Regions from separate parts of the Homo sapiens genome. Here region 1 is linked to region 2. The links are chromatin loops, found by intact Hi-C in ENCODE. Cell type or tissue: HCT116. All regions are shown on one strand. Links, peaks and the distances in the headings refer to the core of each region. The heading gives the core; the rest is flanking DNA.

The links. A loop is a pair of places that touch in the nucleus more often than their neighbours do. Peaks named below come from ENCODE experiments on the same cell type or tissue, not always from the same donor. Only the 100,000 strongest peaks of a DNase experiment are listed, where the experiment ranks them.
Region 1: it touches region 2 in a loop (5-fold over the local background); 2 of 110 quality-filtered maps call a loop at or near these places.

The regions. Positions count from the first base shown.
Region 1 is chr3:102,732,618-102,748,430 of GRCh38, reverse strand. No RefSeq gene overlaps it. Among named protein-coding and RNA genes, the nearest start is that of ZPLD1, 310 kb to the right of the region's middle. In HCT116, for the core only: a CTCF peak has its summit at 7,069 (motif pointing right); a DNase peak (open chromatin) is centred at 7,130.
Region 2 is chr3:102,521,849-102,537,661 of GRCh38, reverse strand. No RefSeq gene overlaps it. Among named protein-coding and RNA genes, the nearest start is that of ZPLD1, 95 kb to the right of the region's middle. RefSeq lists a silencer at 843-1,137. In HCT116, for the core only: a CTCF peak has its summit at 7,994 (motif pointing right); a DNase peak (open chromatin) is centred at 8,011.

The DNA.
Region 1 (15,813 bases), core at 3,872-11,871, 210 kb before region 2:
CTAGTTTCTGCTTCAATAGAGTTAATAGGTCAGTAGAAAGGACAGGCAAGTAAATAATTTAAATATTTAAGCCAAAGAATTTAAAATTTGAGCAGGACTTGGATGCATTTCCAAGTCACAAATTTCAGAAAATAGAAACAGATAGTTGTCAAGGACCCAGGAAATAGATGTGGCCTGGAGAGATGTATTTGAGACTCATCAGTACATAAATGCACTGAAAATTTAGGTCTACACAAGACCTTTCAAAAACAGCACAAAGACAAAGAGTGGCTGGAAGAACAGCAGTAAAAGGAATAGAGAAAAAATATTGCAAAGAAATCATGATCCCAGACTGGCCAACATGGTGAAACCCCGTCTCCACTAAAAATACAAAAATCAGCCGGGTGTAGTGGCACGCACCTGTAGTCCCAGCTACTTCGGAAGCTGAGGCAGGAGAATCGGTTGAATCTGGGAGGCGGAAGTTGCAGTGAGCCAAGATCCTGCCACTGCACTCCAGCCTGGGGGACAGAGTGAGACTCTGTCAAAAAAAAAAAAAAGAGAGAGAGAGAGAGAAAACATGGTCAACAAATTCAAAGGCTTCAGGGAACTCAGCTAAGATAAGCCTGAAAAGTAGCATTAGAGTTTGCCAATTGGAAGCCGTTTAGTGAAAGAACTCAGAGAATTATGTTAGCTGGGAGGCACTGACAAAGATAGTGATTCTCATACGATAATCAGGTCAGAGGTATTTTTCAAAATTAAAGTACCTCTTTCCCAAAGGAAATGTCAAAGTAGATTATGGTAAAAGAAGTGTGTACTTTGAAATAAGGTTTTTGTTTTTCTAATACCTATCCTCCTCACAAGCTGAAAATTAATGGAAAGTGAAAGATTTGAGACAGCAAGAGTATTTTATTTTTCAAGAACAATAGTTTTGTTAGAAAGGAGAATAAAAAACATTATGAAAAAAAAAGATGGGGTTTAGGAAGAGCTTGTTTTTGTTGTTGTTTAGGATAAGGAAAGATTGGAGAAAGTTATAGACCAACAGCTAATACAAGAACAGAAGCTAAAGATGATAGAGAAAAGAGACTGAATGTCTTGCCCTGTCCCAGGGGCAGTGAGATATGATAGGACCCAGAGAAAACATGGGAGAGCAAGTAAAGAGGTTTTCGTAAGAGAAGGCAGTTTGTTAGGCAAGCAAAGTGGCCCAGACACCTCCTTATTTTCTTTCCTTCCTTCCTTCCTTCCTTCCTTTCTTTCTTTCTTTCTCTTTCTTTCTTTCTTTCCTTCCTTCCTTCTTTATTTCTTTCTTTCTTTCCTTCTTTCTTTCTTCCTCTCTCTCGCTCTTTCTTTTTTTCTGAGACAGGATCTCACTCTACCTCTCAGGCTGGAGTACAATAATGCAATCATGGCTCACTGCAGCCTCGCCCACTTCAGCTCAAGCAATGCTCCTACCCCAGCTTCCCAAGTAGTAGGGACCATAGGCATACATCACAGCACCCAACTAAATTTTTAAACTTTTTGTAGAAACAGGGTCTCACTATGTTTGCCAGGCTGGTCTTGGATGTTTGGGCTCATGGGAGCCTTCTGCCTCAGCCTCCCCACAGGCATGAGCCACCACACCCAGACCCAAACACCTTCTATACAGCTTCAATACTAACCAATTTCCTCCACTTTGTCATACCTGTACTTGAGGGAGAAAAATAAAAGGGAATGGTGGAAGGGACCAAAAGCTAATGACCAGTTGGTCTGTATAAAGGATTTCTACCCATTATTTTTCACTGAACAGCAGCCTTTTAGGATTATGAGATGCTATTATGATCCTAATTCTTGGTTGCATTTGAAAGCTGAAACAGAGAAAAGGCAGAGATGAAGTTCACAGTATGGATACCAATAATAAAATTGATAGGAATATCTCATGTGTACTCCAAATATTTAATTAACTAAATGAAAGGAAAACTGCAAGTCCTGATGCAGCAGGCTTGGTGACAAGTGTGGCACTCTGCTGTGCCACTGAGGATGTATAAACAGGCAGATGCTGATAGAAGTATTTCTAACCAAAGAAAATAGAATCGTTTTTTGTTTGTTGTTTCATTTGTTTCTCGTTGACTGAGAATCAAAACTTTACATGGAAAGTGGAATGGCAAGCGTTAACACTTAATAATTTTCTCATTCTAAATTTTTGTCCTTGGGAGAAAAAACTCACTTTAAATGAAATTCCAGGATCTGGCATATATTTGAGATACGTGTATTTCGCCTATCAATTGTCGATACACTTGAGAAAATGGTATACATGTTTTTGTGTCACCCACAAGTATATTCATGGAAAAAACAAGCCATTAATACCATGATCAAGAATGTAAAAGTGCCATCTAGAGGCTGGTGGAGCACCTTATAGGTCTATGATCCGTAAAATTCTTGTAGTTTGGAGTTATAGGGAAGATGCAAGAAGGGCCTCTACCTGATTTAAGTCATATGACATATATGCTTATTCAATGCTCCCACACTGCAATCCAACAAACTACTTGAAAGTAGAAATGCTACTCCAGTTCTACTTACTTTGAAACATTAACTCATGTTTTCAGCCAAGTGGCAGCACTGAATCTGCTTGTGATTATGGACATTCAACATTTTATGTGCCATTTAAGTACCTTCAGCATCAATTTTGCAGCTGGCAAACTATTGCTATTTATGTTTTCAGTGCATTTGAAATAATCTAGAAGTTATTTTACCACCATTAGACATTAAGAAAAGAACCAAATGTAAAATCATTACTTTGCCAATTTACTGTGAAACCCAAAGGAAATATCTCAAATGTATCATTTGTTAAATGTAAAAATGAAAATAAAAAGCAGTTCTTGGAACTTGTTAACAACATTTTGGTCAAGTAGATTTATCTAAAATATATTAAAGATTTTGAGACTTTTCCCATTTATATTGCTATAAAAATAATACAAAATAGCTGATTAAATATCTCCTATATGGCAAATACTAGCAGTAATATTATATGCCTTTTAATTCTAAATACCCAGTAAGTTAATCATAAACTCTGTTTTACGCATAAGGAAACTAAGGCTGCAATTTTTTTAAGTTACATGACTAGCTAATTAGTGATAGCCTGAATTCCAATACAGGAATGTCTTCATTCAAAGAGAGAATTCAGAGTCAATACTCTTATATTCTCAAATTATTGAGCCCTTTTAGAAATTCAGATATATATTTGTAAAACTCTGGAGCTAATAGATCTGTATATACAAACTATAATTATAAAATAGAGCTGCAATCCTCTAATTGAACTGCTAAATTTTCTTAACTCCTAATGTGTGAGGACCTGACAAAGAACAGTATGTAAAACTTCAGTACTCTGATTATCAGCATATTATAAGGTACTTAGGCCATTCATCAAAGCACTTCAAATCGATTATCATCCCTCCATCTCTCCTGAGTGCTCTTTTCCTATTTTCTCCTTGAGCTGAGCATTGTTGAAGGAGTATTTTGAACCATGAAGATTTGACCCACTACACATTTATGCTATTATTATCAGGATTCTGAGTGTTATTAGTCATCCCCTTATGCATCCTTTTTAAAATTCTCCAAGCCCCCAAATGCTGTTGAAGACTACCTGCCACCTGGAGCCTCCCACGCCACACCTCTTCACCCTACACTGGCTCCTTCAGTGATGGGACATTCTGAGCTTCAACTTGTACCTTTACTTCCCATTTTAATAATTCAGTGTCTATGTTCTGCCTTCCTTCTTTCCATTGACAGAAAAGATGACCTACTGCTTCTGATTCAAGTTAATTTATCCTTCTTGACTGCTGAAGCAACTTGTTACTATACTTAAATTTCCCCTTTTCAGCAATTCAGTCTGTTTGTCTTTGCCACATTCTTCTGCCTCAGTTTACACACTGCTGTAGGTTTTGTTGCAGACAGAATAATGGCTTCCGTAAGATGTCCACATCTTAATCCCACAACCTGTTAGTGTTACCTTGCACAGCAGAAGGGACTTTATAGATGGGATTAAATTAAGAACCTTGAGATGAGAAGTTTATCCTGGATCAAACAGGCAGTCCAGGTGTGCCCAACATAATCACAGGGGTCCTTAAAAGTGACAGAAGGAGATGGAAGAGGAGGCCCAGAGAAAAAGATGTGACAACACAAGCAAGGTCAGAGCAATACCACGTTAAAGAGACTTGACTTGCCTTTGCTAGCTCTGAAGATAAAGGAAGGGGGCCACAAGTGAGGAAATGCCAATGGCCTCTAGAACTGGAAAAGGCAAGGAAATTGATCCTTCCCAGAGCCTATAGAAAGGAATACAGCCTTGCCTACACTTTAATTTTAGCCCACTGGAATCCGTGTTAGACTTCTGACCTACAGACCTATTTTAAGTCACCAAGTTTGTGGTAATTTGTTATGACAGCAATAGAAAACATACAGTCTTTATCTGAGATTACTATTTTATTATTTTAAGGCTACTATTTTATTTCTCTGATTCATTTTGTATTTCAGAGTATCAAATTTGTAGGCTATATCTACTACTTCTATTAATTTTTAATTTATTTTCTCCCTTCTTAATGTGAACTTTTTATTTTCACACTCAATAAAAATCATTCTCTTATAAGCCTTTAAGGACAGTTTTCTTACCAATCTGATGGAAGCTTCTTCCTTTGACATCTTCAGAATTTTTTATTCTGTTGACTTCCCCTTCTGTGTAGAAATTACTTCCATCCTTGGTTTCTCTGATCTTTCATAGGTTCCTCATTTTTCCCTTGCCTACTGAGGCTCACCCCATTTAGATTATTCAGGACACGTGTGGCCACCTTTGGCTGTTGCCTCAACAAAAGCCAACATACTCTGAGAAACATCGAGACTAGCAGCTTCTTGTTTTTCTTCTTATTATTATTATTTATTATTATTTATTTGTTTATTTATTTATTTATTTATTTGAGATGGAGTCTCGCTCTGTCACCCAGGCTGGAGTGCAATGGCGCGATCTCGGCTCACTGCAACCTCCGCCTCCTGGGTTCACGCCATTCTTCCGCCTCAGCCTCCCGAGTAGCTGGGATTACAGACGTCCGCCACCATGCCTGGCTAATTTTTTGTAGTTTTAGTAGAGACGGGGTTTCTCTGTGTTAGCCAGGATGGTCTCGATCTCCTGACCTCGTGATCTGCCCACCTCGGCCTCCCAAAGTGCTGGGATTATAGGCATGAGCCACCACGCCCGGCCTGTTTTTCTTTCCAAGCACTGCTTCACTCTTCAGGAGGGTGAGATATGCTCTCCATCCTCTGTCTCCATGGCTTAATACCTTTGGCTTGCTGGCAGCTGATTTTCTCAGGTGGTTCCCATTTACTTCAAGACTTCTGGCTATAGCTGTAAACTGGGAAGACTCTACAATGAGCAAGAGTCTGAGAATTTAAGCATGGTTTCCTAAGTTAGTTGTGCTTTTCTAAAAAAAAAAAAAAGAGAGAGAGAAGGAAGAAAGGAAGGAAGGAAGGTAGGAAGGAAGGAGAGAGAGAGAAAGGAAAGAAGGAAGGCAGGCAGGCAGGCAGGCAAGCAGGCAGGCAGGCAGGCAGGAAGCAAGCAAGCAAGCAAGCTGGCCAGGCATGGTGGCTCACGCCTGTAATCCTTTGGGAGCACTTTGGGAGGCTGAGGCCGGCAGATTACCTGAGGTCAGGTGTTGGAGACCAGCCCAGCCAATATGGAAAAACCCCATCTCTACTAAAAATACAAAAATTAGCAGGTGTGGTGGTGTGCACCTGTAATGTCAGCTACTCGGGAGGCCGAGGCAGGAGAATTGCTTGAACCCGGGAGGCAGAGGAGCCAAGATCACACCACTGCTCTCCATCCTGGGTGACAGAGTGAGACTCTGTATGTCTGTAAATAAATAAATAAATAAATAAAATAAAATAGCTGAATCAGCTAGATTATATATAAGAAGGAACTCTTACTGATTTAAATTAATCTTTGTCTTAACTATACTACTGAAGGTTGTAAAAAGCAGGCAAATTTCAAATGTTAAGAGTTCTGAATAATCCACAAACTAGATAACAATTCCTTGAATCTTTGCATTAATCAAATAGTCTTACTGGATTTTGTTGATAAGCATATAGTCAATAAAAACAATGTTTCTAAAGATTATAAAGCAATTGGAAGCATGCTAATGCCCTAATGCCAAGTGAAACAACAATATTGAAACTGTATGATTGCTATTTAAATAAGCCTAAAGTTACAAAAAGTTCTTAAAATAAATTGTCAGGTTCAGGGTTAGGTTCCAGGCCAAGCTGAGGGCTGAGGGGAATGGGTGGACGTGGGGCAGGGAGCTGGAAGAACACTTGAGAGACAGTGTTCTTTAAATGAGACATGGCTTTATTCAGCAGCCCCTCACAGGGTCAGTGTTACATTTATAACCTACACAAAAAATAGCGACTGAGAGCCAGGTGGGGAGCTTCTCTATGTTGTGTCTACGTGGCTATGATTACATAAGACACAGGACTGTGCGCCTTGCATCCCAATCCCGCTGAATCATCAAGGCTGTTTACCCTGGCCCATGCCTGCTGCCCAGTGCCTACTTGGCTTCAGCACAGCCATGTTCCTTACACCCTGCCCCCAGGCCGAGCGGATCCTCTTGGTGGGGACCCATGCACATACAGCAGCACCCTGGACCCATAGGCCATAGCAACAATACAGAGAACAACAACCCACCACTAATACCCCTGCTATGCTACCTAAGATTATAAGAGCCCAACATAGGCCAGAGCCCAGAGATGCCCACCATCTCTGCGGGGGGTCATCAGTAAGGTGTTCAATCACCTTAATCTCCTGTGACACCCCCTTGTAAAGCTGTCATTATATTCCCGTGGTTGTCAGGGGTAATAAACGTACAGCACTGTGTCCCTACAAGGGCACAGTTACCACCTTGGGCAGCTATGACTGTCTAAGGCCATCAGTTTTGCAGCGCCACCTTCCTGATCTGGTCAGCTTCATCAGTGAACAAAAGGAGAGCAACTCAGGTGTAATTCAGGGCCCAAGCTGCGTGCTCTGCAAAGGCTACAACCTGCTTTTCCACAGTGATGACACCTGCTCCAGGGATAGTTATAGCTAAGGGATAAAACCACCAGGGGGCAAGCTGCACCGCAAAAAACAGGAACACAGTGGCTCCCAGTTATGCGGGTGGCCAGGAAATGTGGGAAGCACAGTGGCAGCCACATAGGGCCACCTCCAGGTACAACGTCCAGTCCAATTGGCTGGCAGAGATGGCCATTCTGTGTCCCCACAGACCCATAAACTCCCAAGGGGCACAAAATCCGTGGGGCCCCAGCCTTGGCAAGTCTGCTTGTTCCACCACACCCTTGTTGTGGTGACATGTGTTTTGTTTGCACAAACCTCAGCAGGCAACCATCTTACAGTGACTTTACCACAGTGCTGCTCTATACATTATGGTACCTGCAATGGGGGCACTACATGTTCTCCCATTAGCCAAGCTCATCCATCATGGACACTACAAGTCAGCCAGGGGGCAGGCTTGCCATGGGTTCTGCGACAACCCCTGTTCAAAGCTCACCGTGTTGCATCCTACCTGTTGTCTGCAGGACCCCAAGTCTCTAGCCATGTCCACTTCTGCATAGAAGCTGGATGCACGTGCCAGAACAAGCTGTCCCCAGCTGCTGCTGGAAGAGTTGTGCAGATCCAACAGTTGGAGACATTGGTCACCTCGGCGTAGGTGTAGGCCCCGTCCATGATGCTGTTGGAGCATGCCAACCTGCAGCTGGAATGACAAAGCAGGCACAGGTACTAACAAGGGCAAATCACGTCCCTCAGGCAAAATACAGGCTAACTTTTCATCCCTGGATAACAATGCAGCTGCCAACGGCTTTTTCCCTGGGCGATGATACCACACATTCTCAGCTCCCTATGGTTCTTTTGAGTCTTGTATCCATTACAAAGTCACAGGAGAGCTTGTAATAATAGGCCACACAGACAGTACATATGTCCCCCAGAGGAGGGTTCCTTCCTTGGCCATTCCTCTATGAAAGGTCAATCATGGAGGCCACGCATTAAATACCCAAGGAGTAACATGTAAGTCATACAGCAGGCCCTCCCCTCAGGAGGCTAAAATAGCCAACCATCGGCAATGAGGGGTTTGGAGGGTCCATGGCCAACACCAGGTTTTCTGTTCCTGTGCCTTCAGAGGCTTTGGGGCAGGCAACAATAGATTACTGTTTGTCCCCATACATGATTGGAGGAGCTCATCCTTGGTGTGTATCTGCAGCTGGATGAGGGTGGAGGCCTAGTGTAACAAAGCCTCCACCAGGGCTGGGCCACCTTTCCATGGCTACTCATTCAAAATTTGAAGCACCAGATCCAACCCAGAACTCCATCCCTGCCAAGATGGGGGAGTAAAAAGCAACTGTGACCCATTCTTCAAGAATCCGTTATATCGCTCGATCATGCCAGCGGCTTGTGGGTTATAAAGAACATGAAATCCCCATCATATGTCCATCTGCTGTGCCCACTGTTGTACCTGCTGTCCAATGAAATGTGTTCCCCCATCACTTTCAACAGCCAAGGGATGGCCACATAAGGCAAGTAAGTGTTGTAGGGCTCGAACGCTGTGTTGCTGGTTGACCACCCTGCAAAGGTAGGTGAACAACAAGCCAGTGGCTGTGTCTGCAGCCGTCAGTGCATATGTGTAGCCCTGCGATTTTGGCAGCGGCTCAATGTAATCTATTTGCCATCTGGTAACACAGCAAATGGTAACCATCATTTGCTGTGCTGTGTTACACTGGGCAGTTGTCTCTGTCTGGGGTATGCCTGAGCACATGCTGGGCACTTCCGGCAGGCCTCCAAAATGTCCTGTGAAGGCAAAGACAGACCCCAGGGCCTATTGACCTGCCTGTTGCATCAGCTTACTCCCTGCATGTCTCAGTTTCCTGTGTAGCCACAAAGCTACATCTTTTGTAGGTGCCGATATCAGAACTTGGCTAAGCTATCTGCCTCATCATTACCGGGGGTGGCCAAAGGCACATGACCTGACACATGATAGACTGTTACATCTTTCTGGTGAACTATTTCCCAGAGGTCATGCCACATGGTTTGGCCTACATGCCAATCCTGTAATTTCCAAGTAGTCAGCCACAAAGTTAAACCTCGATAGGCTGCCCAGCTATAGGTGTAAATTACCATAGGTGAGTCCTCCTTAGTAATCACCATCCACACCGCTCTAAGTTTAGCCCATTGGCTGCTTTGTCTGCACCCAGTAAGTGCTAGGCTGGACTGCTACAACAGTCCAGGCAACAGTAACACCCTGGTTGGACCCATCTGTATACCATGCCCTATCAGGAATTGGAAGGTACCCTTCTTTAAATGGTGATGGCTTCAGGCCCCATGGCCTTATCTTGCATTAGAACTACAGGCCCTAAAACTTCTTGTAATTCTGCTGCTAAGGGGCTTGTACTCAGCATACTCCATTGTTCTAAGTAGGCACCCCACTTCACTAACGTGGATGTCTGTGCTGTCCCAGTCAGGGGGGTTGTTACCCATGAATGCACCCATCCTGCTATTGGGTAAGTTGTCCGCACTATGACTGTAGCCTGTCCTGTCATACTCTCACAGGCCTGAAGAGCAGCAAATACAGCAGCTAATTGCCTCCCTATCAGTGAATACTGGAGCTCAGCTCCCAGTAGGACCAAAAGCCTGCTGGCATACTCAAGTGTTCTGTGCAATGCTATAGGCCCTAACTAAAACTATGTGTGGTCACATGCACGTCCAGTTTAAATGAGCACCCCTGGTCAACTATCCATAGGGCTTGTGTCCACTGCATAGCCTGCTTGGCTACCAGAAAGGCTCTTTCAGCCTTCTTATCCCAATCCCAGGCAAGAGGGGCATTGTCACTTCTAAACCTGTAAGAGAATCAGAGGTTAACATAAAATCAACGTAATGAAACAGGTGGACCCCTTTTGGACATTCCCAGGCACCTAATTCCATGGCAACAAGACCATGACAAATGGTGGGGCTATGCATATAGCCCTGCAGCAACACTGTGAAAGTCCATTGTCGTCCTTCCCATGTGAAGGCGAACTGTTCATCACTCTCTGGAGCAATGTTTATGGAGAAAAATGCATTAGCTAAGTCCACTACGAAGTGGTACTGTCCCAATTCCACTGTCAAACAGTCCATAAATCCGTGATGGAGGGTACAGCCACATGCAGAGGGGTGTCACTTTATTCAGTTCCCGATAATCCACTGTCATTCGCCAAGTTCCGTCAGGCTTTCTGACTGGCCCTATGGGGGAACTGGAGGGGCTATGGGTGCCATGCACTATTTGCACCTCTTCTCACTTCTGAATAGTCTCAGTTATCTCTGTATGCCCCACTGGCAAATGGTATTGATGACTGGAAGTAACCGGTCAGGGTTGTGACAGAACTTGGGGCTGGTGATGTGTATGTCCACGCAGTACCAGCTTTACTACATGAACCCGGAGTCTGAATTCTCCAGCCATGGTGTGCAAGTCCAGACCATACAAAATGTCCACCCCCAGAATATATTCAGGTTCAGGAGAAACATACACCGTATACAGGTGGGGAGCCAAGCGGCCAATACCAAGATGCAGAGACACAGGTTTCACTTTCACCAACTGGCCCCCAAAACCATCAATGAATGCAGCTTTGCCCAGAAATTTTTCCATGTTGCTATAAGCAAAACTGCTATTTTGCCCCGTCTTGGAACTTCTGTTCCAAGGACAAATGGAATTGCTGCGTTCTCTGGAACTGCTGCTCCAGGGACAATTGCCTCTGCAGAGTCAACCAGTATCTACCAGTGCTAGGACCTGCTGTACATTGGTGGGGGACCAGTTGCCAGTTCCACATAAGGCCTCCAGTCATCCACCCCCCAGCCCCCAACCTGAGCCAGGCACCTCAGCCAGTTCCCTAATCAAACAGGAAGGTCTCTTTGCCCATTTGCAAATAGTCCTTGAGCTGCAACATCTGGGCAGGGCTGGGTTGAGCCGCAGTATTTTGCCCCCTCTTGAACATTCTCTGGAATTGCTGCTCCAGGGACAGTTGCCTCCACAGAGCCAGCAGCATTCCACTGGGTTGCCTGTCAGTTTTCTCCTGAGCAATCCCAGCTGCAATTAAATCAATCCACATCTGCATGCGGGTCACCCACTGGGGCTCCTTTTTATCTCGTGGGGTGGTTACCAGCAGAAGGGGCACCTTCTTTTCTTTATGGCACGGATTCCCCAGTCCTGCTGATGGCCTTCTGTCTCCTTGAGGGCTGCCATAGCAGTAGTCACTTCATATATATGGCACCCCACATATAGGGTGAGAACAGCAGCCACAGAGCCAAAAGCACTTGGGGGCACTGGGCCCAGTGCAAGATCCCTCATGTGAGAGGTAAAACATTCATTATCTGGCCCCTGAGTATTCAGATCAAACATAGCCTGCTGCATACCCATCTCCCAGAGTACCTGCACCAAGTCAGTAGATGATTGCCATTTACTCACAATTTCTGGTATCTCTCCAACATCATTCCAAACAGTTAATATGGCTGTCATCAGCCACTTGGTTAACATGTGGTCACCTTGCCCTTGTGCCAACCATTGGCACAGCTGCAGCTGCTGATGAAGGGAGGGGTGAGATGTGATAGAAGCCAGCTTCTCCATCACGGAGGCAGAGTAAGAAATGCTGTCAGTCCCCTCATCCCAAAGATAGAGTATCCAGGCTAGGAGGGCCTCCCCTGGGTGCTGCCAGCACTGTTTACCCATATCCTGCAACTCAGTGAGGGTATAAGCACAATAAGAGGTGTGGTCCACCACTGTGGGTGGTCCCTGGGCTGTCCCATGGGGTCCCATCGGCTGCTCATGTTCTATCTTCTGATGGATCACAGGACGAGCCCATAGCAAAAGAGCCTCCTCCTCCTCAGGATCAGGCCACGCAGGAGTGTCCAGCCTGGAGGACGGGCTCAGGGTTGCACCAACAGCTGTTGCCAACTCCTGCTCCAGGATGTTTATCTGAGCCTGTAAGTGCCCTGCTTGTGACTGGAGGTCCTTCACCCTCCAGGTTTTGCTCCAAGCTGTGCATTTGGGCCCCCAGGCACCCAACTTGCACCTGAAGCTCCCAAACCTGCACCGCGTCCAGCAGGGACTGAGCATGTACTTCACGTAGCACAGTCAGAAACGCCCATCCGATTCTGCTGGCGAAGGTGAGGTCTTTCTTGGTGCTGTGAGCTTCCAGCTGCTTCAGTGCCTTCTCACACTCACAGGAGACCCATCCACTGCCTCCCACATTTCCACTGGGGCCCATTCAAGCAGCACCTCTGACACTAGGTACCACAGCCCATCTGCGGCCACGTAGCCAACCTGAGAACCCCAAAGGCTGACAACCCACTCACCTCATCATGCCAACTACGCCAACTGTCAGGTTCAGGGTTAGGTTCCAGCCCAAGTTGAGGGCTGAGGGGAGTGGGTGGACATGAGACATGAGGCAAGGAGCTGGAAGAACACTCAAGAGACAGTAGGTAAATGAGACATGGCTTTATTTAGCAACCCCTCACAGGGTCAGTGTTACATTAATACACTACACAAACAATAGTGGCTGGGAGCTGGGTGGGGAGCTTCTCTATGTTGTGTCTACACGGCTATGATTATATAAGACATGGGACTGTGCAGCTGTGCCCCAATCCCACTGAATAAACAAGGCTGTTTACCCTGGCCTATGCCTGCTGCCCAATGCCTGCTTGGCTGTAGCACAGCCATGTTCCTTATATAAATTTACCAAAATATCAGCAATTTATATTCTAATACAGTATGATAGTTATCTTTAATATTCATGTGTTACTTTGGTTTAAAAAATTTTTAAAGGAAAGATTGGTTTTAGAACACAAGTAAAGTTTAAATGGAATCTACCATCAGATAACTTGCTCTCAGCTTGGAAAACCCTGGTGTTCCTTCTCCATGGCACCTAATATTGATCACGTGTCACTTATTTTATTCCATAAGCTAAGTTAAGAAGGAATTCTGATCCTACATCATGGCTATCCCCATGTTATTTATACTTTAGGAAGCAAGGTACATGTGGAATTATTTTCACACTAATGCAGACCAATTTTTTGTGTTTTTAGGATATGCCAAGCACACCTTTATAAATGAGAATTTCTTATAATTAATGATTCAAACAACAATAAGACATCACCAATATGTAATAAAGTATGACTTGGCACAAGCTACATTTTTCTCCTTTGGAGACAGAAATGCATATTGACAGGTTCATCTTTTTTAAAAAGACCAGCATTTAAATATCTAAAGTCACCAAATAATCTCTACACAATAAAAAATAAGTTGTAAGAATTGCATGTGAAAGAAAGTCAACTTCTAAACAAAAAGCCCACCACTGTAACTGCCCAACAGCTTCACCTTGCTTGCTGCCTAGACAGAGCCAGATTTATCAAGATGGGAATTCCAATAGGGAAAGAGTTATTTATGCAGAGCTGTCTGTGTGGGAGACCAGAGTATTATTATTACTCAAATCGATCTCTGAGAACCCAGGGATCAGAGTTTTTAAGGATAATTTGGTAGTTAGGGCACCAGTGATGTGGGAGTTTAATTGGTAAGGTTGAAAATGAACTTATAGGTAGTTGAAAGTGTCCTCTAGCGCTAAGTCAGTTCCTAGGTGGGGCCACAAGACCAGATGAGTCAGTTTATCAGTCTGGGTGGTGCCAGCTGATCCATCAGGTGCAGGGTCTGCAAAATATCTCAAGCACTGATATTAGGTTTTACAATAGTGATGTTATCCCTGGGAGCAATTTGGGACATTTAGAATCTTGCAGCCTTCAGCTGCATGACTCTTAAACCATAATTTCTCATCTGGTGGCTAATCTGTTAGTCCTACAAAGGCAGTCTAATCCCCAGGCAAGAAGGGGTTCGTTTTGGGAAAGGGTTGTTATATCTTTGTTTCAAACTATAAAGTAAGTTTCTCCCAAAATTAGTTTCACCTACACCCAGGAATAAACAAGAACAGCTTGGAGGTCAGAAGCAAGAGGGAGTTGGTTAGGTCAGATCTCTCTCACCGTCTCAGTTATAATTTTGCAACGGTGATTTCACAATCACCACTGAAATATCATGATTAAATATGTGCTAAATAGCAATGACAGATGCAGACACTTTCTAAAATAAAGCAAAACAAGGATTTCAGGAATGTATAATTTAATTTGCATCTTAGGGGGTATATTGTTATCTTCCTGCTAAGGAATTTACATTCATAACTTGCCATGCACAATTACAATATAGAGAGGTCTTGGATGTTTTTGTTAGTATTTCTTAAAAAAATAACACAAAACATAGAACAATAACTTCATAATGCTGACCACAGTAAGCAAATCATTTGGAATGCCTCTCTTGTCATGTTAGCAAAGTAAATAATGAATTTGCAAATTCCAGAGATTTCTGGGATTACAGTCGTACTAATGTTTTGGCCCAGGGTCCCTGCTGGCTCATACCTTTTCAAGTCAGTGTTTTTGTAGTCACTATTCCTTCCCACATAAATACTTGCACACAGTGAAACAATGAGACTCCTGGCATACCCATAGGCTTTCTTAATTCTTCTTTTTTTGTTCTGTTTCTGCTTTCCAGCTAAATGACCGAAAAGGGATGTTTTACTGTGGATTCTTGGCTCCCCTACCTTTTAAATAATTTTTTTCTTCTTTCTTCATTTTAACATAGATGTTTTTAAAGCTAAACATTTATCTTTTCTTTGAAATTGCCTTTTCAATTCATTACATTGCTGTATGTTGATTTCCATTCTCAAGTCTGTTCTCAGACTAAACATGGTACACAATGTTTTGCTAGAAGAGTGGGGTACAATATTATTCAAACTTTATCCTTCATCATTTATTATCACTAATGTACTGATTTCCTTAATTAAGCCCTCCCCAGTGGATCACCTTGTTCACAGTCTTCTAGAGCTGTACTGTTCAATATGGTAGCCACTAGCCCCATGTGGCTTGTATCTAGATAATTTAAATTTAAAGTAATTACGTTACCAGAAAGGTGGTTCCAATCCAGACCCCAAGGAAGGCAGTTCTTGGATCTCATGCAAGAAATAATTCTGAGTGAGTCCATAGAGTAAAGTGAAAGCAAGTTCATTAAGAAAGTAAAGAGATAAAGAATAGCCACTACATAGGCAGAGCAGCCCTGAGGGCTGCTGGTTGCCCACTTTTATGGTTATTTCTTGAGCATATGCTAAACAAGGTGAGAGACAGGACTAGCTGGATTTCCTGGGCCGACTAAGAATCCCTAAGCCTAGCTGGGAAGGTGACCACATCCACCTTTAAACACGAGGCTTGCAACTTAGCTCACACCTGACCAATCAGAGAGCTCACTAAAATGCTAATTAGGCAAAAACAGGAGGTAAAGAAATAGCCAATCATCTATTGCCTGAGAGCACAGCAGGAGGGGCAAGGATGGGGATATAAACCCAGGCATTTGAGCCAGCAACAGCAACCCCTTTGGGTCCCCTCCCTTTGTATGGGAGCTCTGTTTTCACTCTACTTCATTCTATTAAATCTTGCAACTGCACTCTTCTGGTCTGTGTTTGTTATGGCTGGAGCTGAGCTTTCGCTCGCCATCCACCACTGTTGTTTGCCGCTGTCACAGACCCGCCACTGACTTCCATCCCTCCGGATCCAGCAGGGTGTCCGCTGTGCTCCTGATCCAGCGAGGCGCCCATTGCCACTCCCGATGGGGCTAAAGGCTTGCCATTGTTCCTGCATGGCTGAGTGCCTGGGTTTGTCCTAATCGAGCCGAACAGTAGTCACTGGGTTCCACAGTTCTCTTCTGTGACCCACGG
Region 2 (15,813 bases), core at 3,576-11,575:
TTTTTTAAAATTTAATCACCTGAATTTTTAAGAATGAATGGTTTTCTAGTCTCAGAATATATGCCTTCTTTATCTGTATCTATGTGTTTGGTTAAAACCTTTTTATCTCCTGTGCCATTTTGATCTATTGAGCAAGATGAAATCAGTCTCTATCCTTTGTTTCTACCATTTCTAATCGATCTATTTTTATTATTAATAATAATAGTTAACATTTTTGAGTACTTGCTGCTTAATTTATTTCTCCCAAATGCCCAGTGATGTATGCACTATTGTTATCCCTAGCTCACAGATTACAAAATTGGAACTAGCAAGGGCTATAGCCAGGATGCCACCCAGATAATCATCTATTGAGCAACCAACTAAAACCCTATGCAGTGCTTTATCAAGCTAACAAGCTTTTTGTACAAAAACAGAATCAGGGTGGGTGATCAAGCATAAAGCATTCAGTACAAACAAACACTGCAGAAGAAATAAAAGATTGTTCACAATAACAGAAAAACTAAAGACAAGAAAAATTTTAAGCAGTCTTTAGTGTTTTTAATTCCCTAGTTCCAATGCTTCCTAACCAAGAAAGACCATGAACAGACCACTTCGGTTCTATACAGAAATGAAAGTAGAAAATGCAAAATATTTTCATTAATGAAAATCCCAGAATTATTCAGAACTGGCAAATGATAATATGTATGGTTTTAACTAATCATTTTTCAAGAGTAGATAACAGGTTCCTTGATAGAAATCCTTGGCTTGTTTTCATTTCTAAAATGTGTGCTGTTGACTTTTCCATCACATTGCTCTAAATGAACAGGAGAACGTGGGCTGAGCCTGAACAACGAGAACTCTAAAAGCGTGCGCAGGTAGCACATTTGTGTGTGCAGATGTTTAGAAGGAAAGGTGCTCCCAGGAATTGCTAACCAGAGGATTAGAGCTCAGCACCAGACAAGCTGTCATTTTCTGTGGTTGTATTTCTGAGCTTATTTACTAGGTGGCGATATAATCTTAAAAATAAGCATTAACATTTCGGTGCCAAAGTGTCAGCTCTCCAGTTTTTTCACTGAAGCGTTTTTCACTTCCACTCCTTCTTTTCTTTGGCTCTTACTTTTGCTGTCTTTCTCTGAAATTTTGTGTCATCTGCTTTATTTTCATAACAGAAAAACTATTAAACCATAAAAGCTGGCTTGAGAAAGAGAAGCTTGAAATCCCTCAGTAGTATGATCTGAATATAGAAATATAGGATCTTCAGTCTTTTGCTATCAGCAGCTCCTGAGGGCTGACTAACAGTCAGATTTATTTGCTGCATATCTGGAATTCTTTTTATTGCTAAAACGTTAGAGAAGTAAACCCATTTTCTGGTAAATGGGTAAACATATACACATATATATCTTTCTCAATACTCCTAGAAATAGACCTCCTTGAGACCAATGAAAAGCAATACATTATCAAATGTTTTTGCAAATCCAAATCCTCCACGCTTACTTCCTCTATCTCATCTTCACACATCACACCACCAGCCTCAAAGTGTATAGTAATTTTGGAAGAACTTACAGAATTATGAATAAGCAAATATCAGTTAAGGTGCTTTATAAAGAGTTAAATGGCATTCAAATACTAATTACTATTATTTTACAATATCCAGTTCTATCATCCAGGGACAAGGTAGGGGATATCTTATCTGGAAATTAGAAATAAGAAGCCTTCTTTTTTCTTGCCTTTTAAAATTATCTTGAGAAAATATCATCCCACTGGCCTATAGATGATGACCCAGAAAATGCTACCACTACAAGTTCATGTAATTACCCACTAATGTTACATGGTCATCTACTACACAGCATTGTGCTGGACATTATGACACTGTGAGAATTACTGAGGAAGATAAACCATAATCTCTCACCTCAAGAAGCACATATGTTGGTAAAGCACAGTAAACACAGTAGTTCTGACATAATATTTCTGCACTCAGAGCTCAGAGAGAGTAGGGAAGGCAGGAGGAAGTTGAAAGAAAAATAATAGATGATTCAAACTTGAACACATCCTGGAAGGATGGGAAGGATATTGACATGTGAGAAGGGGAAAGGTGCAAGAGGAGAACCTTCCAGACAGATTGACCTTGCAACTGGGATTGAACAAGTGTTCATTTAAGCCAGAATCAATGAGGAAAGGTAATGTGGGTGGATGCTACTTAAAAGGGGGAAACAGAGAAAGATTGGCGGAGTGGGGTTTGGATTGTGGAAGGCCATGAGAAGCAAGCAGAAGAGTAGATTTAATTTGACAGCAAACACCATTTCGAGGAGCACCAGAGCAACACTGTGAAAGAGTTGTTTTAGAAAAATCAGCCTATGCTGGGCCCGGTGGCTCACACCTGTAACCCCAGCACTTTTGGAGGCCAAGGCAGGGGGATCACCTGAGGTCAGGAGTTGGAGACCAACCTGGCCAACATGGCAAAACCCTGTCTCTACTAAAAATACAAAAAAATTAGTTGGGCATGGTGGCAGGTGCCTATAATTCCAGCTACTTGGGAGGCTGAGGCAGGGGAATCGCTTGAACCTGTGGGGCGGAGGTTGCAGTGAGCCAAGATCCTGCCACTGCACTCCAGCCTGGGCGACAGAGTGAGACTCCATCTCAAAAAAAAAAAAAGAAGAAGAAGAAGAAGAAATATCAGCCTAGCCATGAGAGAGGAAGGGATTAGAGAGGAAAACAAGACAAAACAGCAAGGTGATCATTCATGCATGAGAAGGTCTGGGCTAAAAGGACAGCAGTAAGGATATATTCACAAAAGTAAATATGAGAGCAATGTCAAAAGAAAATAATGCCTAAAATCTAAGACTGACTGATTTGGATGAATGAAGGGGACAAAAGTTACTCTTGTTAACTGGGATAATGGTGGTTTCACTGAAAGAGACTATGAAATTTGGGAGGGAAAGACAGTAAATGTGGCTCTAGAAATGCTATTTTTGAGGTGACCATAGGAGACTAAGTATAAATTCCAATAGGCAGTATGAAATGTGATTTCATAGCTAAAGGGTTATAGAAAAATATGGGCACCAACATAGAGGTAATTGTTGAGGAAGGAAAATAAGAATAAAATAATTCAGCCAGCCAATTCAGTATGATTGTAACATCTATATTTTAGACACTGTGAAACACTAGAGTGAGAAGACACAGAGATGAATACGACATCTCTGGAAAGAGAGACACTCTGAAGTGTTTACAATGCAATAAAATCAATTCTATATCAAAAGTGCTAAGAAAAGGAAGAAGAAAGAGAAATCAATCATGCAGAGAAAGCTGAAGGAGAGGAACATTCTCCTAACTTGTTCCAAGAGCAGACTAGAGAACACTAAGTGGTTTAGAAACATGTTTCTTCCTTCTTGTCAGAAGAAATAGTATCTGGAACAGCATAAAGATATGAAGGAACACATCTTACTCAAGAAAGTATTAATGATCAAAAATGACTAGAGCTTAGGACACACAGAAAGAGTGGTGGGAGGTGGACTCAGTGAAGAAGGTCAAGGAGAACTCATAAACGAACTGTAATGAGTTTAACTCTATGGGGAAAACACAATGGAAGCTTAGTAAGAGAGAGTGACAAGACCTGGATGTTGAGTCTTGCCAGTTTTGGGGGAGAAAAGCAAAGGAACCAGAACGAAGGAAAGTGATAGAGACAAGTGGAGACAAGGAAGTGGAAGTGATGGAGAGAGTGGTGAGTGAAAGTGATAGAGAATTTGAGTAGAAAGCTAAAAGGAAGAAAGTTTTGCAGAAAGGAAGGAACACACAGTCCTGGTGCTTAAAATTACTTAAGAAAAAAACCTATTTATTGTTTATTAAAATGTAAGTGTCCTATGATAACGAGTTAGCGAGTTTTAAAAGATGTCCCCAATGAACCATGCCTTCTGGCATTCATAATCTTGTGTAGTCCCCTCCCACAATAAATCTGTGCTTCCCTGTGACTTCCATGAACAATAGTACATGTTAGGAGTGACATGGTGACACTTCTGGACCTAGATTTTAAGAGGGGTGGCAGCCTCTGCCTCCCTTTGCTTGGTTTTGGGAACTCTAACTGGCCACATAAGAAGTCTTCTTCCTGCTGGGTGCAGTGGCTCACGCCTGTAATCCCAACAATTAGGGAGGCCGAGGTGGGAGGATCACCTGAGGTCAGGAGTTCGAGACCAGCCTGGCCAACATAGTGAAACCCTGTCTCTACTAAAAATACAAAAATTAGCCAGGCATGGTGGCGCATGCCTGTAATTCCAGCTACTCAGGAGGCTGAGGCAGGAGAATCACTTGAGCCCTGGAGGTGGAGGTTGCAGTGAGCCGAGATCATGTCATTGCACTCCAGTGTGGGCAACACAGCAAGACGCCATCCCAGAAAGAAAAAAAAGAAAAAAGAAAAAAAGTATTCTTCTCTGGTCTGGCTATCACAAAGAGACGTCATTAAGATGTCATTATAGAGAAATCCTGAGACTACATGGAGAAGGAGGGAGGTTCAGCCCTCCCAATATCTCACACAGGCCTCCAGATTATAACAGCAGCCTGCAGATGAGGAAATAGTCATCGTCTGACTGCAACCACATGAGAAACCGCAAGCAAGAGCAACAGAATAATACCCAGCTGAACACAGTAAACCCATGGAAACATGGGAGATAACAAAATGATTGCTATATTAAGCCACAAGTTTTGGAGTGAAACCTACTCCTATGAAGCAAGGTCCATTCAGCCATAAACACTCAGCACCTATAAGGGTAAATGTCCTGTTTAGGTGACTGCTGTCTGGGAAAGGCCCCCAGCCATAGCAGGTATAAGAATCCAGAAAAGGTTGTAGCAACTCTATGTCCAGAGGACAACATAAAGGACCTGGACAGCCTGGCAAAGTGAGGAGAATATGGCTAAAAGGAGACAGTGGAAAGGCACTGGAAGAAAATGGGATTTTCTTTATTAAAACAAAACCTCAACCCTCCAGGCTTTTCTTATTTCTGGAAAAACAATTGGCCCAGTAGTTCTTCCACTCTCCTTGGAAGTCCTTGCTTTCCTCTTGAGATTCTCACATTTCAGATATTGCTGCCACCATCTCGCTAGCCTCAGGAGGGATGGTGTGCCCTTTCTTTGCTCTACATAAAGAACAAACAAAATCTCTTCCATGTTTCTCTTAGCACAGTTTAGGGAGGCTAGAACTTTAAAAGAGACCTTATTAAATACCAAGGTAAAGAAAAAGCAGCAAATATAGCAAAAGACAAAAATGATCTATTATTCAATGACTAAGATATCCAATGATATCTACTCCAGTTCCAAAGGACTGGCCAACTTCAAAGGCACCTTTCCTAGGTCCCTCACTCTTGACTTACCCCACTTATTCATTCAACAAACACTGACTGAAGCTTACTGTATATCAGACACAGCTAAGCATTATAGATTGGTAAGTAAAAGACAACATTTCTAGGAAAAAGGAACTTACAGTGTAGTGGGTGATAGTTTAATGAACAAAGAATATCCAGGAGGAACGAAAATCTCAGTTGGGGTTGGGACATTGGTGTAAAATTAAGCGAGTTTCCTTGAAGGAGTAATTGCATTCTAGAAAATGAATAAGAGTTATCCAACCTAATTTGTAAAATAGGTTTACAGAGTGTAGGAATCACAAATCCAAATACAAGGAGATGAGAAATGTAGTAGCCAAGATATAATAGACAGTTCAATGTAACTAGAAAATAATGCATGAGAGGGCCAGAGAGAAGAGATGACATTAAAGAGCTAGTCTGTGGTCTGAGGTGCCATGATTAATACTTTAGATTTTTATCCAGAAGGCTACTGGGAACTAGTCATCATAGATGATTGACATAAGAACTGCATTTTGAGAAATACTTCAGAGTCATTATAGAAAAGTTTGGAGAGAGACAAGGCCTCCACCTAAAGTATAAATTTTCTATCCTGAATATCATGATACATTTTTAATCAAGACAAAGGCAGACAGATTCAAATTCTAAGCCCACCTTGGGTGGACCCTCTGAATTTTTGTCTTTTTTGTAACAAATGTAGATTCTCCAGTAGATTCACAATAAGAATAATCCCACCTTGGCCAGGCGTGATGGCTCACGCCTGTAATCCCAACACTTTGGGAGGCCAAGGCAGGCAGATCACGAGATCAGGAGTTTGAGACCAGTCTGGCCAACACGGTGAAACCCTGTCTCTACTAAAAATACAAAAAATTAGCCGGGTGTGGGGATGTGCACTGTAGTCCCAGCTATTCGGGAGGCTGAGGCAGGAGAATCGTGTGAACCCGGGAGGCAGAGGTCGCAGTAAGCCAAGATTGCACCATTGCACTCCAGCCTGGGTGACAGAGTGAGACTCCATCTCAAAAAAAAAAAAAAGAAAAAAAAGAATGATGAATGATCACGCCTTTCGGGTAAGGCCGTACTCAAAGGTGTTTGTACTTCTCCTTCAGCCCCTTAGCACAGAACAATTTTAACACAGTACAATAATCACATTTCTCCATATTTTGTCTGTCAGATAAACCAAAGACAATCATTACTATATTTATAATTATCCCATGGGTCACCACGCAGCTCAGTTCTATTTATTATATGGCTACATGCAACAAGGAAACGAGGGAACAGGGAAAGCAACTCATAGCATTAGATGTGGAATGCCACAATGACTCATCTATCCAAGAGTTTGTAAAATTCTTCATAGGTTATGAAATGTTTTCTTCATAAATCTTTAATGTTTAGTTGCTTCTCAGTGCTGTTGACGCAGGCATTAACCATGAGAAAATGGACACACCTGGTCAGGCAAATCAAAACCTGGACAAACAAATTGCTTATTCTCTTCCTTCTAGTCCAACCTCTGGCCACTAACTATACTTCAGAGAACTTGAACCATCAATTAGTCTTGCTAAGCTGGTCTATGCAATGTCCCATCCATACAAACACAAGTCCTTCACAGGACCAGCACTGCTGGTCCAATGTTCTAGGAGCAGAAGTGAAAATGAAAACCAGATTCTTGAATTATTTTCCCAGGATTGTTTCAATGGAGTGTCTAATTTCCTGATAACAATCTAAAGAAGTCAGTGACACGTAGGGAGCAGATGAGGATCATCAGGGCACACCCAAAAAGGGTTCTGCTGTATTTTCAAGGAACTTAACTCCATATTAACCAGGACCTATTTGCAAACAATATCACTAGCTTACTTAATTGAAATAAAATGCTGAATATAATTTTAGTTGGAAACATCCATGTCACTGAAAGAAATGGGAGTAAAATGGTCTTATTTTGGAGATGTTTTCTTTCTTAGGACATCTGTCATTTCATGAACGGTTCATCTTCAGGCTCCTCCTTGCCTTAAGTGAGATTAACAGACACTCTGAATCATGTTTATTTATTTATTTTTTTCTTGTGGGAAGAACAAAATGGGGGCAAGGAACATAATTGGAATTTGTAAAATTTAAATATTTATACCCTGAAGAGAATTAAGCCAATTTGATATGGTAATGTTCTAAATGAAATGCTAATAAGCAAAAGACTATGTAATCTCACCCTGTCCTATGACAATCGTTTGACAAAATTCAAAGTCAGCTCTGTAGTTTAATGCTGATGAAGGACCAAACATTCAAGGGCAATTTTCCTGTGGTGGATGCTTAATATGAGACTGTACAAAAAGGACCCTGGTGAAAGCAAATACTTTATAACGGTTGAATTATGGCTGCATTGACTAATTGCAGTCCTGCTCCCTAAAAACCTGTGCAGGTGTGCAGAACCAAGATGAGGCATTGTTTGTAAGAAGAGAGAAGTCGCTGTGGGGAATCAGGCTGCAGAGGGCTCATTGACTTCAGTGCCAGCCTCAAGATTTGTGAGGTTAGGAGACTAGAGTAAAATATGAGGCTCCCTGACAGCAAAGCTGTTTAAAACTGACCTTGCTCACCTTGGAGGATAACCAAGGAACTGATTGTTCCACTGCACTCTATAACTGCCAACCATGAGGAAAAACAACATCAGGTCGGCTCAGGCAGTCTCCACCAGGGAGAGCTATGTTCAAAGCCTTGCGAGATTCCAGAAAATTTACCCATTCGTCAGATGTTGTTACCCTCTCAGCACTTCCTTCATTGAGTACCACAGTGTTTACATAAACTTGCTGAGGTTTTTTTTTTTTTTTTGGATAAACCTACCATACTGATAGCCATCCATTTTGAGACAAAGCCTTCCCTTTAGCAAACCAGCTTAGAGAGAGGGTGAGTGTAGCCAATCACGGTTCCCTAACTGACAATGTTGTTCTGTCCACAGTGTGGCCTAGACTAAGACAGAACATTAAGAAGAGAGAGATGATTTTTTTTGTCTCTGACAAATGGAGAGATGAAAGAAAAGAAAGTATCCTATTTTCATCCCAAGGATAGTGAGACAAAATCTCTTTTCTGAGAGAGCCCAGAAATGTCATATAAAGTATAAATTTAAGAGCTAGACTGAACCTTGGAGGTATAATGGACCTTGTCTTTTATAATTCTTTCACTATAAATATAAGGAAAGCTGGGGTTCAGAAAGTATTAATTTTGCTATGTTCACACACCTCACTGAAGAAGATTCCAGCCTTAATCAGCTCTCCTAACCTCTAGTCCAGTTCTCTTTGTGCTACATTGCCACATTGCCAATTCAAAATGAAATTATGTGCAAGACATTTATATGAACCTGAGTGAGTCATTTTAATCAAGTCAAGATCCCTTTAGATGAATTTTGTGGGCCATTATTCACTCTACTGATTTTTGGATTAGAAAAATAATAATGATTGAATTGTATTTAAAGCTCTCAGGAATCCAAAACAATGTACTTGAAAGACATATTCCTGCATGGATAATTCATGATCTGACAATAGAGTTAGGACTGGGGTAGAGTGTATCCTTGGCCTGTGGACCCACATCTTTCTGTAGGAGAGCTCTCAAAACTAGTACTGAGGAAAGATGTCTCTGAGAAACATTGTCCACTATCGCTACCATATATCCTTAAGGTTTACAAAATCCCCCAAATAATATCACATCATGTCTATTTTTTCTAAAGATTACATCACTTGGCCTCCACAGAATAGACAGAATCATTCACTTAGTACTTTTCCTGTAAGACACACTGACAACTTCATGTTTGGGTTCCCATACCTCATCCTCGGACTGTATAACACTAGCAATTTGGGTATGGAAGAGAAAAGTTATCTTCAAGATAAGAACCTACAGCAGGGATGCTCATATGCACTTTTCCTCACTAAAAGGAGGTGGGCTTACTGTTGAGGAAGCCTCACATAATAGTGATTACAAAAGAGGAGTAAATCCTAATTTTTCCTCTGGAATACTTCTGTAATGACAAAATAAATATCTTTTATTTTTTTAAATTTATGAGAATTATAATATTTTCTGCATTGGAATGGGTATACATATATTCACTGGAATAAATGTGATTCCATTATTGTTCAGAATTCTGTTATTTCTGTATCAAATGGAGCTCATCTAGTCTCATTTTCTGTATGCTCTGAGGACTGAGACTGCATGAGTATTTCTCCAAATGAGAAAGAAAAACAATTATATCATTTCTATTTCATTTCAGCTTACTTAATAAAGGAGAAACAAGAAAATGTAAAATTAATTGCAAGAGGTAGGTTAGTACTGGGAAAGTTAATGAGGAGCTTTTATGGGCTGTAATTTTTATTTATTTATTTATTTATTTATTTATTTGTTCAATTAATTATTTATTATATCTATTGGATATGGCTAGTGTGTAATAGCCATCTGAGTGCGTTTAAAGCTATAATTACCCAAAAAATGAGTCCTGCCCTTACAACTTGTAACCTAATCAGATTCAGGAAAGCAGAACATTCACATATGGAGTGAGTGGAATTTACTTAGCTATCTCATAAAGTGAGATTTCAAGGAAATTTCTTTTCACCTGATAAGAGGGTGATATCTACGTGGTCTTATTAGTCAATAGACAAGTTGATAAATAAGTTACTTGCCACCTACTACTGGAAGACACTGTGGTGAGCAAGGTGAGAGGAGAAAAAAGCATATGATAAGCTGTATTCATCCTCAAGTCAAACTAGCAGTGACCAACCACAGTGTACCAGGCAGACTACATATATCCTCTTTCATAGATTCACATTTATTCAACAACAAAGCATTATTATTCTCATTCCCTAATTTTACAGACCAGAGAGCTGATTTAGTAGCTTGAATGATCTATATCAATGATTTCTCTGTTGGCTGTTGCACTAGCCAGATATAACATGTGGTTGCCATTCTACGTGTTATTTAGAAAATTAACTTGCCTACATAATAGTAAAATAAAAGTGGTGTTTTTATATGTTTTTAAATTAGTTTTTAATTGGGTAAAATTTGCCTAATGTAAACTCACCACTTTAAAGTATTAAATTCAATGGCATTTAGTACATTCACAATGAAGAAAAATTGTATTTTAACTTATCTTTCTTGATGTTTCAGAAAGAAAGCTCATTGATATGAGAGTCTGAAGTTCTCTATTTTAGTTCTCATTTGTCCGAATCATCTCTGTGAACTTGGCTAAGTTGCTGAATTTCTCTAGAACAAAGGTATCTTTCTGTAGAATAAACAATGATTTTCATTGTTTGCATCAAAATCACCTTGAGAAGTTGTAAAAAAAAAAAAAAAAACACATGGCATCGATTCATCCCCAGAGTATAATACAGTAAGTTTGGCATTTGTGATTTTTAACAAGCCACATTTCAGAACTACTAGCCTTCATAATTTCTAAGATTCCCATATAATCTTATATTTGTATGATTCTGAAAACCGTGATTTCATAGTACAAAGCTGGAGTAACCAAGAAAACTCTTTTTAAAAAAGTTGAATTCAGATAGAGGAGCATGAGATTTAACATGTGTGTGAAGCTACATAACATTTGGTGAATATTAACATTATTTGGAAAATTATATAAAAAATGAATGTGTTTTAGTGAAGAGTAAAGTAAGTAGTAGAAGTCAATCCAGGTAGCAAATGGTTGAGGTAAAATTCAAACTCAATTTATGATAATAGGCATTTTCTGCTAAATATACATTGAAGTGTTCCTCCTACCCTGTTTTGTAACCATACAAATCATCCATGTTTTTTCTTTAAGCTACATGTTCATCTCTCATGTAGTCAACATGGTGGCTCCTATGAAGATTATACACTCAATATTTTTCATGGAAAATTTGATCCAAAAGTTGGTTTCATTCCAAGAGTATGTATTTTTAACACGCTTTCCTGGTAATTTTTAGTATCACACAGGATAGTAAACAATGACATAGGCAATAGTTCATTTTATTGTGATGCAGTCATCCAAAAAACAAAGGGCTCATCTGATTTTTATTTATCAAATATTCATAGTAATTCCTTTCTCAGCTATTTTCTGCCTCGATCTTGATTTGCCATCCATAGTTTCAGCTGGAAATAGAAAATGCAGACTGTTGATTTCTAGCAAATGCACCCATTCAAAACACAGTAGCTCTCCTACTTACTCGTTATATTTGTATGCTTCCAAGCTATCCGATGGGTCAGTACTGCTGGTCTCTATTAAGTAACTGCACATTTGTGCAAGTCGATTCTGAATGGTTTTCTTTTAATACTGGATGCACCCATATAGAAGAGATTTATCAGAAAATAAGAATTATGAAGGCAGAGGTGGACATTATGAGAAATGAATTTGGGTAAGATAACTTTATTTTCCTCAGATATAGTCTTACTGGACAACAACACTTTTGGTAATTTACTTCCTACTAAAGCTCACTTTGGGCCTAATGAGAGTGATTTTTTTGTGCTCCTTCAGTGGGTTTCTTGGTCTGTTTCATAATAGATGCCACAACATTTGCATTTCCCAATAGTCCACTTTCCTTTTCAAGTATCACCCAGTGAAGACTGATGTTCTCAGACTCTTTCAAATACAATGCAACCTTTCTCAAAATGCTGCATAATGAACCTAAATATTCACTTCCTGATTATGAGATAATAACCTTTCCTGATTTTATTAGAATTTGTCATTGTATGCTATTTCAATAACAGAGTTTTGTTTTATGATGTCTTGCAAAAGAATAACACCCTCTCTTCCAATATACACACACATACAAAGCCCTACATTCTTAAAAGTCTTCTTATTCCTTTATGAGTTTATGGTTGCTTTTAATATTTTTTAGGACTAATGAGAGGGATGGAGGGGTGAGAGTTTGTACTGAAAGGCTGGAGATTCTATGATGCTTTGACTGTGGCTCAGCTTAAGATCTCCACCTAGCCTGCCCCACAGGATTTTCCATTTCTGTTTGATCATCCAGTTCAGCCCACATGCTTTCACCCATCCTTAAGCCATGAAGAGCAGTCTCGACAAATCCCAAATTCCCACAGGAGTCATCAAGTGTCCACTCACTTTGTCCCATCAGATTTGTCTGATGGATAGCTTCCCATTCTACCAAAATCATGGGGGAGAGGGTGGGAGACAGAGAAGACTGCTTTTTGCTATGTTAATTATCTTCTTACTTTTCCAACCTCCATCCCAAGATGTGCATTTAGCAAATAATAGCCACTCCCTTATTCAAACTGGAATGGAGAAAAAAGTACACAAAATGAGAAACAGCTATAATTAAAGCAAGTCCTCCTGGAGAGCTTAAAATTTTCCAGCAGTAAAATGATCTCTAAAATTCAGATTCTCCAGGGGGAAGCAGACAGGTGGTAGCCCTATATTAACAGTAAATGTGATTAACTTATTGTTTGTTTATTTGATAACAGCTAGCAATTACACAAAATATGGCAATAGTAGCCAGAGATCAGAAACTCAAAGTCCATAACCAGTTACATAGCCAATGTTTATAATGTAAGCAAGGAAACCTTTTCATGTGCAATAAGTCAAAGATGAGCTAAAGACCAACATGGATACCACAACAATAAGCAAACCTACTCCCTAGGCAAACTCAACCTTTTCACTTGCCAATGTTTCTGAGAAACACAGAAGGTCTCAATTTCACAAATAAGCATCTAGGAAATGAAACTGCTTACTAAGCCAGGTTGTTAGGTAAGATTTTCTTATACTTGATGAACAGAACTTGTTTAAAATGCCTCTAATCTGATCATGAGTCTGATGCATAAGCACTATTTCACAAGTGCATCTATTCTTTGAGGAAGGGTGAGGGGAGGACACCCTGAACAGAGGCATATGTAAAGACTTGCAGGCTGAAAAACACCTGGTAGTTTTGAGAATCCAGAAGGCCAATATGGTTGGAGTAAAGTAAGTGGATGAAAGGTGGCCAGAAATAATTTTGGAAGGATACGCCAAATCTATATCCCTGTCCACCATTAGAAAAATGTGAGAGACTAAGTCTAGTGGGAAGTCACTGAGGGTTGATACTCTCTGGCTTCCATGTGTAGGGTGGACTGGAGGTATTAGAAGACAAGTGGGCACCCTATACCTACATGTTCATGTGTCACAAGGTTAACACTCACCACATGGATACAGAATATCTAGCTATCCTACCTTGTTGTCCAGACAGTGTAAACCACTCTCTGTTATGTTACCTCTTTATGCTTTTTATTAAAGCATCTTTCACTTGACAGTGTATATTTTGTATACTTCTGCTACAAACTGAAATGAAATGAGTGGAGGTAACTATTACTGTGTTTGACACAAAATGATTGCAAATATTGGTTCCTTCTTTCTCCTGAGCTACACATAGTCACTCTTCATTTTCTCTCCCCTACAGAGAAGACTCTTGAGGATAATTTTAACCAGAAACTGCCAGTAATACCACAATCAAGGTAGCGTGCAGAGCAAGGTTGATAGAGAAAAAGAGGATGTTGGCAAATTTTGGCAAAGTAGGGTGCCAGTCACAGATATTGAAAGCCAAGTAAAGAACCAGGGCTTTAGAAAGTCAGGGAAATGAGAACTTGTAGAAGCGTACAGACAGAATTAAGAAAAGAATAGTCCTTTTTGGCCGGGCTCGGTGGCTCATGCCTGTAATCCCAGGACTTTGGGAGGCCGAGGCGGGCGGATCACGAGGTCAGGAGATCGAGACCATCCTGACTAACACGGTGAAACCCCGTCTCTACCAAAAAAATAGAAAAAATTAGTCGGGCGTGGTGGCGGGCGCCTGTAGTCCCAGCTACTCTGGAGGCTGAGGCAGGAGTATGGCGTGAACCCGGGAGGCGGAGCTTGCAGTGAGCCGAGATCGCGCCACTGCACTCCAGCCTGGGCGACAGAGCGAGACTCCGTCTCAAAAAAAAAAAAAAGTCCTTTTTGCATACCTTAGGCAGATTGGTTTTACTTGGTGAGGGAGCAGACCAGCTATGTCTAAGTGGTAAGAAAAGGGGTGAAAAGCCCTGGCTTATTCTCCACTGAGATAACCCCATGTCATAGCATAGAGCCAGGCTCACAGGAGAATATCAAAAATGCTATTGAATGATTCTAAATAACACATGCTTCTGGGAGAGACAAGCTGGTCAACTGAGGTGCAATCAAGACCCCCTTGAGGAGAGGATAACAGTGCCCAGGGAAAATGCCTCTATGTGGCCTTGTGCTATACAGAGAATTGAAGTGTGGCCGGATGCCCGAAGGTAACTCTCATACAAATAACATAAACATAGTCAAAGAAGAGTGGCCATGCCTTGATCATTAGAATGCAGAAAGGAAGGAAAACAAAAGAAGAAAAAGGCATAATTATGTCTTACAAGCAAGACTGTCCCATAATGAATTTGTGATAGAAAAGTATGAAGACGAGAGAGGCCTTTTTCTGAATAGCACCAATAATATGATTCGGAACTAATGTGGTTTAAACTCTCGGAGACTTTTCCTCTATTTCAGGCTCCCTTCCAGCCTTGCCATGACATTATCCTCTGAAGTTTCAACTATTGTTCTGAACCTGGTTTTCACTCACTCTTTTCTGCAAAAATCATAGTCAAGCCATTTGAGCTCAGAGCCAAATGGCTCATTGAACCATTTAATGACTGGTTCATTTGTTACTTCTAACTCCTAATAGGGGTGGAAGCCCATCCAGTGGTCATTTATAAGAACAAAAAAAAAGAAAAAAAGTTGTAGTTCCAATGCCCTTAAAAAGCACTAGTTATCAAAGTTCTTGCTAAACCCCATGGTAAGCCTCTGAGACTTATATCAGAAAATTAAGGTAGCCAAATTCTAACAACACAGAAAGACTGGAGATGAAGATCCTGTTCATAACTGATTCATACTGTGAAGTTTCCAGGTTTAAACTGAAGCCTATTCTCAAAGGTTGTCCGCCAAAAGAAAGGCAACTATGCAAGGCAGATTTGCAGCCTTTGTCCACCACACTAAGGTAAGGACTGATGGGGTCCAGTAACAAATGACTGTGGTGAATGGTAGAAAGACATAGGGTTACTTGAGTTTGAGGTAGCTTGTGCTCAGGTGGAAAATTTTCTGGCTTTGGTTAGTCATCACTTGATGAGAGAAGGCGTTAGTAACTGTGAAACTACCCTAGGATTTGGCACTTTATACTTCCTCAATAAAATGTAGTTTATTATCCTGTAATCATTCTTTTCTCATCTGGACACGACCCTCTACATACCCCATCATACACACACACAAACACACTCACACACACACACAAGGTTTGTACAAGGCAACCAAAAATCTAGCACTGAAGCTGACAGCAAGTGAAGCCAGATAATCAAAACAAAGTGGAAAAAATTGTCTTGGAGCAAATAGCAAAATATGCTTGGATGAACTTGTTTTATGCAGACTTTTCCTAAATACATGTCTTTCAGAGAGATGCTTTTGTTCTCAGTGGCCAATAATGTGTGACAAAATAGGAAGAAATAAAAATGCTTT